Linked DNA regions of Homo sapiens: region 2 is linked to region 1. The links are chromatin loops, found by intact Hi-C in ENCODE. Cell type or tissue: OCI-LY7. All regions are shown on one strand. Each heading gives the region's core, and the rest is flanking DNA. Links, peaks and the distances in the headings are about the cores only.

Evidence for each region. Peaks named below come from ENCODE experiments on the same cell type or tissue, not always from the same donor. Only the 100,000 strongest peaks of a DNase experiment are listed, where the experiment ranks them.
Region 2: it touches region 1 in a loop (7-fold over the local background); 1 of 110 quality-filtered maps calls a loop at or near these places.

The regions. Positions count from the first base shown.
Region 1 is chr19:7,337,917-7,344,364 of GRCh38, forward strand. No RefSeq gene overlaps it. Among named protein-coding and RNA genes, the nearest start is that of ARHGEF18, 7.8 kb to the right of the region's middle. RefSeq lists enhancers at 3,256-3,365, 3,426-3,495. In OCI-LY7, for the core only: a CTCF peak has its summit at 3,360 (motif pointing left); a DNase peak (open chromatin) is centred at 3,305; H3K4me3 peaks cover 445 bases; H3K27ac peaks cover 3,709 bases.
Region 2 is chr19:7,236,720-7,242,707 of GRCh38, forward strand. The region is part of intron 2 of INSR (insulin receptor); the gene reads right to left. Among named protein-coding and RNA genes, the nearest start is that of INSR, 55 kb to the right of the region's middle. In OCI-LY7, for the core only: CTCF peaks have their summits at 3,014 and 3,215; DNase peaks (open chromatin) are centred at 2,992, 3,322 and 3,762; H3K4me3 peaks cover 1,165 bases; H3K27ac peaks cover 3,295 bases.

The DNA of each region.
Region 1 (6,448 bases), core at 1,288-5,287:
AAGCCTCTAAAGTCCCTTGTGGTTTCTCTGGGGTCCAACAGCCTGGATGCGAAAAAGAAAGAGCCCAGCCTGCTGCCCCACCCCGTGTTACTATGAGAATTGGGGAACCAGCCCCTGGGGACACAGATGCTATCACAAAGAGTCCCTGAATTGGCTTGCCACATTTAACGGATAAATATATAAGATACTCAGGTTCCTATATTTGATCTGGCAACCCTATTTCCAGAAGTGTGCTAGGTACTCTCACTTGTCTGAATAAGTAACATCTACTGCATATATATAGATCTATTTTTCTTTTTCTTTTCTTTTCTTTTTTTGAGACAGGATCTCACTCTATTGTCCAGGCTGGAGTGCAGTGGGGCAATCATAGCTCACTGCAGTGTCCACCTCCCAGGCTTAAAGGATCCTCCCATCTCAGTCTCCTGAGTAGCTAGGTCAACAGGTGGGCACCACCATGCCTGGCTAATTTCTAAATTTTTTGTAGAGACAGGATCTTGCTATGCTGCCCAGGCTGATCTTGAACTCCCGGGCTGAATTGATTCTCCTGCCTCAGCCTCCCAAAGTGCTGGGATTACAAGCATGAGCCACTGTGCCCAGCCTAATTATCTAATCTAAGCTTTTTGCCTACACACACACACACACACACACACACACACACACACACACACACGGAGAGAGAGAGACAGAGACAGAGAGGGAGAGAACTGAAAGAGGACCAAAAGAAGAATAAAGAAGAACAGTCCAGCTGGGTGCAGTGGCTCATGCCTGTAATCCCAGCACTTTGAGAGGCCGAGGCTGGAGGATCACTTGAGGTCAGGAGTTTGAGACCAGCCTGGCCAACACGGCGAAACCCCGTCTCTACTAAAAACACAAAAATTAGCTGGGCATGGTGGCATGCGCCTGTAATTCCAGCTACTCAGGAAGCTGAGGCAGGAGAATCACTTGAACCAGGGAGGCAGAGGTTGCAGTGAGCCGAGATCGTGCTATTGCACTTCAGCCTGGGTGACAGACGAAGACTCTATCACAAAAAAAGAAAAGACAAAAGAAACAGTTAAAATGTTTCTTACAACGCTAAATATACATTTGTCATAGCACCCAGAAATTCTATTCCTATGTATTTTACCAAGATAAATGAAAGCATATTCACATTGAAGTCTTGACATAAATGTTTGTAGTGATATTATTCATAATTGCCAAGAAAATATACAATTTGGCCGGGTGCAGTGGCTCACGCCTGTAATCCCAGCACTTTGGGAGGCCAAGGTGGGAGGACCACGAGGTCAAGAGATTGAGACCATCCTGGCCAACATGGTGAAAACCTGTCTTTAAAAATACAAAAATTAACTGGGCGTGGTGGCACGCACTTGTAGTCCCAGCTACTCGGGAGGCTGAGGCAGGAGAATCGCTTGAATCTGGGAGGCAGAGGTTGCAGTGAGCCGAGATTGTGCCACTGCTGGGAGACAGAGACTCCCTCTCAAAGAAAAATAAAAAAGAAAGAAAGAAAAAGAAATGCCACTTGAGGTGGCCACCTGTTGTCCAGCTACTCAGGAGGCTAAGGTGGGAAGATCGCTTAAGCCCCTGAGAGGTTGAGGTTACCGTGGGCTGAAATTGTGCCATTGCACTCCAGCCTGGGTGACAGAGGGAGACCCTGTCCCCCGACCCCCCCAAAAAAAAGAAGAAAGAAAAGAAAAGAAAAAAGAAAATATTAGAAATCATGTAGACAAATTAAGACTGTAGAATTTCATAAATACATGTTCTAATTTCCAATATAATTTCAACTACAGTAAGATGATAATCAGATACATTCCTTTTGGTGGTTGCTATTGCCGCACTCTTAGATATGAAGTGAACAGCTCCCTGAAATTCGCACTCTCTGGGCTTCTGGGAACTATATTTTCATCATTCTTTGGCTCCCGTCTGTGCTTTTCTGAGACATGCCTGTTCACACCCTTTCTTTCTCTTTTTTTCTTTTCTTGCTTTTTCTTCTTCTTTTTTTTTTTTTGAGACAGAGTCTCCCTCTGTTGCCCAGGCTGGAGTGCAATGGCGCGATCTCAGCTCACTGACGCAACCTCTGCCTCCCAGGTTCAAGCGATTCTCCTGCCTCAGCCTCCCAAGTAGCTGGGTCTGTAGGTGCCCACCACCTGCCCAGCTAATTTTCACCATGTTGGCCAGTCTGGTCTCGAACTCCTGACCTCAACTGATCCACCTGCCTCAGCCTCCCAAAGTGCTGGGATTACAGGCATGAGCCACCAAGCCCGGCCCCAAATTCTTAATTTTCTATTTCTGTTGTGTTTTTTTCTTATCAATGTGTGAAATCTCTTTGCATATAAAGGTACCAACCCTTCTCAGGCAACCAATTCATCTTTCTTTATTGCTTTTGTATATACTTCCCTGATAATTTATAAAATTATTCTGTTAGTTATATTTATTTTTATTATAAGATTTTTAACAGATGTTTATATAGTTTTTTGTTTGTTTCGTTTTGTTTTGTTCTGTTTTGTTTTTGAGACAGGGTCTTGTTCTGTCACCCAGGCTGGAGTGTGGTGGTGAGATCTCAGCTCACTGAAACCTCTGCCACCAGGGTTCAAGTGATTCTCCTGCCTCAGCCTTCCGAGTAGCTGCAATTATAGGTGCCCACCACCACACCCAGTTAATTTTTGTATTTTTAGTAGAGACAAGGTTTCTGCATGTTGGCCAGGCTGGTCTCTAACTCCTGGCCTCAAGTGATCCACCTGCCTCAGCCTCCCCAAGTGCTGGGATTACAGGCATCAGCCACTGCACCCGGCCACGTTTATATAGATTTTTATGTATTAAGTATTTCTGTGGTTTCATTCATAGCTTCTGGGTTTTCTGTCTTAGTTAAAACACACACACAACAATTTCAAAAAAAGCATGTTTTCAACCCTCAATTGTAAAAATAGCCTTGTAAATTCCTTCTATGATCTGTATTGGTTTATTGTTCACATTTCATCTTTAACCCAACTGAAATTATGTTGTTTTCTGCAGCACAGGAATATTTCACTCTGCCACGTCTCTGTCAAAAGTGGGAGAAAAGGCCAGGTGTGGTGACTCACATTTGTAATCCCGGCACTTTGGGAGGCCGAGGAGGAAGGATCACTTGAGGCCAGGAGTTTGAGACCAGCCTGGCCAACACAGTGAGACTACTCCAAGAAAAAAATAAGCGTGGTAGAAGGAAGGGCAAACCCGTGTCTCACACCCCATGGCCCTCACTAACTCAGGCTGCTGCCTGGCCCCTGTAAGCCTTCCGGCTTTCCACAAGGGTCGGTTTTTTTTCCTGTTTTGCTTTCTGTGGTCTTTCTGGCCAGAGGAGAAGCCATGGGGAAGTGCTGCCCCCACGTGGCCATCTCCATGATAGCAGCTAAGGCTGGAAGAAAAAGGCTTTTTGTTGTTGTTGTTTGAGATGGAGTCACTAGGCTGGATTGCAGTGGTACGATCTTGGCTCACTGCTATCTCTGGCTCCCAGGTTCAAGCGATTCTCCTGCCTCAGTCTCCCGAGTAGCTGAGACTACAGGCGTGTGCTACCATGCCCGGCTAATTTTTGGATTTTTAATAGAGACGGGGTTTCACCATATTGGCCAGGCTGGCCTTGAACTCCTGACCTCACGATCCGCCTGCCTCGGCCTCCCAGAGTGCTAGGATTACAGGCATGAGCCACCGCACCTGGCCAAGGCATCTTTTAAAGCTGAAAGCAAAATAGGTTCACAGGCCCCTGCTTAAAACCCTCCAGGGGCGGCTGATGCCTGTAATTCCAGCATTTTGGGAGGCCGAGGTGGGAGGATCACTTGAGCCCAGGAGTTTGAGATCAGCCTGAGCAATATAGCGAGACCCTGTCTCTACAAAAAATAAAATAAGGCCGGGCAGGGTGACTCATGCCTGTAATCCCAGCACTTTGGGAAGCCGAGGTGGGTGGATCACCTGAGGTCAAGAGTTCAAAACCAGCCTGACCAACATGGTGAAACCCCATCTCCACTAAAAATACAAAAAAAAAAAAAAATTAGCCACGTATTGTGGTACATGCCTGTAATCCCAGCTACTTGGGAGGCTGAGGCAGGAGAATCTCTTGAACCCAGGAGCCGGAGGTTGCAATGAGCCAAGACTGCGCCATTGCACTCCAGACTGGGCAATAGGGTAAGACTCTGTCTCAAAAGGACAAAAATAAAATAAAATAGCAAGGCGCGGTGTTGTATGCCTGTGGTCGCAGCTACTCCAGAGGATGAGGAGGGAGGCTGGCTTGAGCTTGGGAAGTCGAGGCTGCAGTGAGCTATGATCACACCACTGTACTCCAGCCTGGGTGACAGAATGAGACCCTGTCTCTCAGAAAACAAGAATAAAAACTTTATTTACAAAAGTAAGCATTGGGTTAAACTTGGCCTAAAGGTTATACTTTGCTGACCTGTGTTCTATTGCATATATTCTGCTGGACGTGATGGCTCACATCTGCAATCTCAGCACTTTGGGAGGCCGAGGCAGGTGGATCACTTGAGGCCAGGAGTTTGAGGTCAGTCTGGCCAACATGGTGAAACTCTGTTTCTACTAAATATACAAAAATTATCCAGGTGTGGTGGCACATGCCTATAATCCCCAGCTATTCGGGCGGCTGAGGCAGGAGAATCGCTTGAACCCGGGATGCGGAGGTTGCAGTGCAGTGAGCCGAGATCACGCCACTGCACTCCAGCCTGGGAAACACAGTGAGACTCTGTCTCAGAAACAAACAAACAACACCACAAAAGAAGAAGGAAGGAAGGAAGGAAGGAAGGAAGGAAGGAAAAAAAATCTCTCCAGCGGTACATACCCAAATGTTGAAAGCAGGGACTCAAAACAAATGTTTATACACCCATGTTCTTTTTTTTTTTTTTTTGAGATGGAGTCTCGCTCTGTCGCCCAGGCTGGAGTGCAGTGGCGCGATCTCGGCTCACTGCAACCTCCGCCTCCCGGGTTCAAGCAATTCTCCTGCCTTAGCCTCCCAAGTAGCTGGGACTACAGGCGAGCGCCACCACGCCCAGCTAATTTTTGTACTTTTAGTAGAGACGGGGTTTCACCATGTTGGCCAGAATGGTCTCGATCTCTTGACCTCGTGATCCACCCGCCTTGGCCTCCCAAAGTGCTGGGATTACAGGCGTGAGCCACCACGCCCAGCCTATACACCCATGTTCTTAGCAGCATGATTCACAATTACCAAAAGATAGAAATAACCCAATTATCCACCAATGGAATATGATTCAGATGCAAAAAGAAGGAAATTCTGACACCTGCTGACATGGATGGACCTTAAAGACATTACGCTGGGTGAAAGAAACCAGGCACAGTAGGACAAATCCTGTGTGATTCCACTTATAGGAGGTCCCTACCGTCACTAGATTGACAGAGACAGAAAGCAGAATGGTGGGTGCCAGGGGCTGGGGAGGGAGATGGGGAGCGAGGGTTTCATGGGGACAGAGTTTCAGTTTGGAGATGAGAAAGTGCTGGAGATGATTGCACAACAATGCGAATGCATTTAATGCCACTGAACTGTGCACTTAGAAATGGTTAACAAGGGCCAGGGGCGGTGGCTCACGCCCGTAATCCCAGCACTTTGGGAGGCCGAGGTGGGTGGATCACCTGACATCAGAAGTTTGAGACCAGCCTGGCCAACATGGTGAAACCCTGTCTCTACTGAAAATACAAAATTAGCTGGGCATGGTGGCAGGTGCCTGTAATCCTAGCTACTTGGGAGGCTGAGGCAGGGGAATCGCGTGAACCCAGGAGGTGGAGGTTGCAGTGAGCAGAGATTGCGCCATTGCATCCCAGCCTGAGCAACAAGAGAGAAACTCTGTCTCAAAAAAAAAAAAAAAAAAAAAAAAAAGGTTAAAATGGGCTGGGGGCAGTGGCTAATGCCTGTAATCCCAACACTTTGGGAGGCTGAGATGGGAGGATTGCTTGAGTCTAGGAGTTTAAGACCAGCCTGGGCAACATAATGAGACCCCTTCTGTACAAAAAATAATTAAAAATTACCCGCTCATGGTGGCACGCACCTGTAGTCCCAGCTACTCGGGAGGCTGAGGCAGGAGGATTGTTTGAGCCTGGGACATTGAGGCTGCAGTGAGTTGTGATCCCACCACTGCACTCCAGTCCAGGTGACAAAGACCCTGTCTCAAAAACAAACAAACAAACAAACAAAAACAAAGGGTTAAAATATAGAATTAATCATGTCTTTTGCAGCAATATGAATGGAACTGTAGGCTGTTATCATCTTAAGTAAAACAGTTCAGAAATAGAAAGTCAAATACCGCATGTTCTCACTTATAAGCGGGAATTAAATCATGTGTATACGTGGTCATAGTGCGGAATTTTAGACAGTGGAGACCCGGAAGGGGTAAAGGAGGAAGGGCGGGAGGGGTAAGGGATGAGAAATGACTTAATGGCTACAATGTACATTACTTGGGCGATG
Region 2 (5,988 bases), core at 1,483-5,482, 100 kb before region 1:
ATGCAAAGTCTTAAGAATGATACAAGGCCCGGCACGGTGGCTCATGCCTGTAATCTCAACACTTTGGGAGGCCGAGGCGGGCGGATCATGAGGTCAGGAGATCGAGACCATCCTGGCTAACACGGTGAAACCCTGTCTCTACTAAAAATACAAAAAAATTAGCCAGGCATGGTGGCAGGCGCCTGTAGTCCCAGCTACTCGGGAGGCTGAGGAAGGAGAATGGCATGAACCCAGGAGACAGAGCTTGCAGTGAGCCGAGATCGCGCCACTGCACTCCAGCCTGGGTGACAGCGTGAGACTCTGTCTCAAAAAAAAAAAAAAAAAGATACAATAGACTTTGGGGACTCAGGGGGAAAGGATAGGAAGTGAGTGAGGGATAAAAGACTACAAATTGGGTTCAGTGTATACTGCTCGGGTGATGGATCCACCAAAACTTACAAATCACCACGAAATAATTTACTCATATAACCAAATACCACCTGTTCCCCCAAAACCTATGGAAATAAACAAAAAAACAGGCCAGACGCGGTGGCTCACGCCTGTAATCCCAGCACATTAGGAGGCCAAGGCAGGTGGATCACGAGGTCAGGAGTTCCAGACCAGCCTGGCCAATATGGTGAAACCCCGTCTCTACTAAAACTATAAAAATTAGCCGGGCGTGGTGGCAGGCACCTGTAATCCCAGCTACTCAGGAGGCTGAGGCAGAAGAATCGCTTGAACCGGGGAGGTGGAGGTTGCAGTGAGCAGAGACCATGCCACTGCACTCCAACCTGGGCAACACAGGGAGACTCTGTCTCAAAAAAATAAATAAATAGGCTGGGCGTGGTGGCTCACGCCTGTAATCCCAGCACTTTGGAAGGCCGAGGCGGGTGGATCATGAGGTCAGGAGATCGAGACCATCCTGGCTAGCATGGTGAAATCCCGTCTCTATTTAAAAATACAAAAAATTAGCCAGGCATGGTGGCGGGTGCCTGTAGTCCCAGCAACTCGGGAGGCTGAGGCAGGAGAATGGCGTAAACCCGGGAGGTGGAGCTTACAGTGAGCGAAGATGGCGCCACTGGACTCCAGCCTGGGTGACAGAGCGAGACTCCATCTCAAAAAAATAAATAAATAAAATTAAATTAAATTAAATTAAATTAAATTTTTAAAAATTTAAAAAATACCCAGTCTCAGATAGTTCTTTATAGCAATGTGAGAATGAACTAATATCCTCTCATCCCAAAATCAAAATGTTCAGTTATGTACAAAACCAGGAAGAAAAAGGCAAAAAAGGGAAGGGGAGGTTTCCCTCCATCTTGGGCATGTTTTTATACTCATTCATTTCCCAGAGGAAGGATGGAAAGAAAATCCTCCTAGAACAGACTTGACCTGGCCAAACAAGCCCTGAAATCATTTGAAGAGACCAGGATTGAATGTAGAATCATAAAGTAAATCCATAACTGTTTCCCTCCCACACTAAGGAAGTTCTCCATCTCTCAAAATCCAAAAGCAAATGAAATAATAGAGGGAAAAAAAAAGCACCAAGTTCCTGGACAAATGCCACATTCCACATCAACATAGAAAACGTCCACGGGCAGGAGATGGACTTTCCATTGATGCAACAGAAAATGGAAAAAGAGGCCAGGCTCAGTGGCTCACGCCTGTAATCCCAGTACTTTGAGAGGCTGAGGTGCGTAGATCACTTGAGGTCATGAGTTCAAGACCAGCCTGGCCAACATGGTGAAACCCCATCTCTACTAAAAAATACAAAAATTAGCCGGGCGTGGTGGCATGCACCTGTAATTCCAGCTACCCGAGAGGCTGAGGCAGGAGAATCACTTGAACCCAGGAGGTAGAGGTTGCAATGAGCTGAGATCACGCCATTGCACTCCAGCCTGGGCAACAGAGTGCTCCATCTCAAAAAAAAAAAAAAAAAAAAAAGGAAAGGGAAAGTGAACCAAAAAGTGAACCCAGCCATGAGTCTCATCTCTCGTCTCAGCCTTCAAAGAATCACAAGGGTCCAGGCCGGAGAACTTTTGTACTGCCCTCCATTCCCTCCATATTCCTCACTGGAAAGAGGCTCCTATGGGCTAAGTCTCTCAATGGGCCCCATGCTTCAATCAGGAAGGGGTGGGCTTCCACTATGTGTCCCCAAAACTTGGGCAGCCACAAACAGATATTTGTAGACCCGTGTTTTTCCCAGCGTTAGTTACAATGGCCAGAAGGCGGAAACAACCCAAATGTCCATCAACAGATGAATTCTCAAAAAAAAAAAAAAAAAAAAAAAAGGTTAAGATGGTCAATTTTATGATGCATGTCCTATTATTACTACAAAAAAAAAATTACAGATTTAAAGAAGAGCAACTGAAGATATCCAAACATCAGCATCTCAAAGAGATTTAAAAAGATGGATGCTTATTAGTCTAACTGGGTTTCTATCTGGCCACAATTTCAAGTGAGAAAAGCAAAGCAAAGCACAATTGAAATGCTGGGTAAAGAAATGCAATGACAGCAGCAAAGCATTTCCGACACTTCAATCCCTTGTGCACCTCTTTGTGACGTTGCCAATGCAGAGTCCCTGAAGAAAAAGGCCCAGCCCCCCCACCCCAAAACAGCTCCCAGGGAAAGAGGAGGAAGAGGTAGGAAGACATGGCTAAGAAGCATACAGAGAGATTCCCAGTCTTACCAGGAATCAGGGAGATGCAAAAGAATACCATAGGATACCAATTTCCATGCACTGGAATTAACATAATTTTCCTGCAGCCTTGCCCACATTTGACATATACCTTAATGCATCACTGGTGAAACTGTCACAGCCACCTTGGAGACCATTCGGGGAGTATATACTAGATCTAAAAATGCACATACTCCATTCCCTGTGACTTCAATTCTGAACATCAATCCTAGAAAACCATTCACAAATGGGTAGGAGGAGATGGACACCAAGATGTTCATTGCAGCATTGTTTATAAAAGAAACAAACCGGAAACAATCTCAATGCCTCCCACTAGGGGAGCTGGTGAGTAGCATGTGGCTTATTCATACAAGATACTATGTAGCACTTAAAAGAATGAACTAGCAATACTGAATCAAGAGGCATAAACTTAAAGAACATAGTGGCTGAGAGGAAAAAAAAAAGCATTTGGCTTAAGAACTCATGCAGCAGGTGTAGCAATTGGAATCACAATCACAAAAATATCATATGTGTGCATGGTGAGGAAGATCGCAGAGTTTTTTGTTTTTTGGTTTTTTTTGAGACGGAGTCTCACTCTGTCGCCCAGGCTGGAGTGCAGTGGCGCCATCTCAGCTCACTGCAAGCTCTCGCGGAGTATTTTTAAAGACTAGATCCATTACAGCAGGACCAGCCACGTGTGGCCAGTCAGAACTGAAATGTGCTTTACGTGCAAAATACACAATGGCTTCCTAAGGGATAGTACTACTTAGCTTCCCAATATATGCAGATATTTAGAATACTCAAAAGTGTATTACAATATAAATGGCAGTGTTTAACACCAGTGAACTGTATACTGAAAAATAAATAAGATGGCAAATTTTATGATGTATATTTTATTACAGCAGCGAAAGATTTAAAGAAAGATTTATGCCAGGCGTGGTGGCTCATGCCTGTAATCCCAGCACTTTGGGAGGCTGAGGCAGGTGGATTACCTGAAGTCGGGAGTTTGAGACCAGCCAGGCCAACATGGTGAAACCCCATCTCTACAAAAATACATAAATTAGCCAGGCGTGGTGGTGCACACCTGTAATCTGAGCCACTAGAGAGCAGAATTGCTTGAGGCAAGGCGGAGGTTGCAGTAAGCCAAGATTGCGCCATTGCACTCCAGCCAGGGTGACAAGAGTGAAACTCGTTGTCAAATACAAATAAATAAATAAATAGATTTAAAGAACAACTGAAGATAACCCAAAATCCAAAATCTTAAATGCTCCAAAATTTCCTGGCCCGAAAATCCAAAATCCTAAATGCTCCAAAATTCAACTTTTTGAGCGCCGACATGATAGCAGTGGAAGAAAATTCCATTCCTGACCTCTTGTGACAGGTCACAGTCAGGGCGGTGAAAACCTTGTTTCCCGCACAATATTACTGAAAATATTGTATACAATTACCTCCAGGCTATGTGTATAAGATGTACATGAAACATAAATGAATTTAACGTTTAGACCTCGTTCTCAGCCCCACAGTATCTCATTACATATACGCACATATTCTAAAATCCCAAGTGGGAAACACTTCTGGTCCCAAGCATTTTGAATAAGGGATACTGAACCTGTATCTGGCATTGACGTGTGTACAAGGTTATGTGTCAAAATACATGCAGGGCTGGAAGTTTATGTACCAAACCTAAGAGAGTTGTTACCTCTGGGAAGAAGGGAGGAGAATATAGCAAGGGAAGATGACAAAGAGAACTCCAACTGTATCTTACATTTTATTACTTTCACTTATTCACTTTTTATTTTATTTTGTTTTTTTTTTTTTTTTTAAGAGATGAGGCCTTGCCCTGTTGTCCAGGCTGGAGTGCAGTGGTGTGATCGTAGCTCACTGCAGCCTCCAACTCCTGGGCTCAAATGATCCTCCCACTTTAGCCTCGTGAGTAGCCAGAACTACAAGAACATGCCGCCACCCCCGGCTAAATTTTTTTAAATTTTTGGTAGAGATGGGGTCTTGCTATATTGCCCAGGCGGGTGGATCACTGGAGGTCAGGAGTTCGAGACCAGCCTGCCAACATGGTGAAACCCCGTCTCTACAAAAATACAAAACTTTGCCAGGCATAGTGGCGTGCACCTATAATCCCAGCTACTTGGGAGGCTGAGGCAGGAGAATCACTTGAACCCGGGAGGCAGAGGTTGCAGTGAGCTGAGATCGTGCCAGTGCACTCCAGCCTGGGCGACAGAGCGAGACTGTCTCAAAAATAATAAAATAAAAATAAATCAGCTGGGCATGGTGGCACATGCCTGTGATCCCAGCACTTGGCAGTATCCGGAGACATTTTTGGTTGTCATGACTTGGGGTTGCTACTGGTATTGAGTGGAGGCCAGGGATGCTACTAAGCTTCCTGTAATGTACAGGGCAGTCCCCACCACGGAGAGGGGTTCAGCCCAGAATGCTAACACTGTTGAGGCTGAGAAACCCTGCCTAAACTCATTAAATTTAAAAAAAGAAGAAAACAAGCCAGGCACAGTGGCTCATGCCTGTGCACTCTGGAAGGCCGCAGTAGGAGGATCACTGGACGTCAGGAGTTCGGGACTGGCCAACATGGTGAAACCCCGTCTCTACTAAAAGTACAAAAATTAGCCAGGTATGGTGGTATGCACCTGTAATCCCAGCTGCTTAGGAGGCTGAGGCAGGAGAATTGCTTTGAACTCAGGAGGCAGAAATTGCAGTGAGCCAAGATCATGCCACTGCACTCTAGCCTGGGTGACAGAGTGAGACTCTTGTCTCAAAAAAAAAAAAAGAAGAAGGAGGAGGAGAAGGAGAAGGAAAAGGAGAAAGAGAAGGAGAAGGAGGCAAGCCAGATGTGGTGGTGTGTTCCTGTAGCCCCAGCTACTTGGGAGGCTGAAGCTTGAGGATCCCTTTAGCCCAGGAGTTTGAGGCTGTGGTGTACTATGGCTGTTTCTGAATAGCCACTGTACTGGGCAACATGGTACACATCTTTTTAAACATTCTTTCTAAAAACAGCAAATTTCATTTTATGTGTGACTTTTACTATAAATAAAAATGTTTTTAAAATAATAAAAGTTCAGCCGGGTGTGGTGGCTCATGCCTGTATTCCCAGCATTTGAAAGGCTGAGGAGGAGGGCAGATCACTTGAGGTCAGGAGTTCGAGACCAGCCTGGCCAACATGGTGAAACCCCGTCTCTACTAAAAACACAAAAATTAGCCAGGTGTGGTGTGGGCGCCTGTAATCCCAGCTACTCAGGAGGCTGAGACAAGAGAATTGCTTGAACCCGGGAGGTGGAGGTTACAGTGAGCCAAGATCGCACCACTGCTCTCCA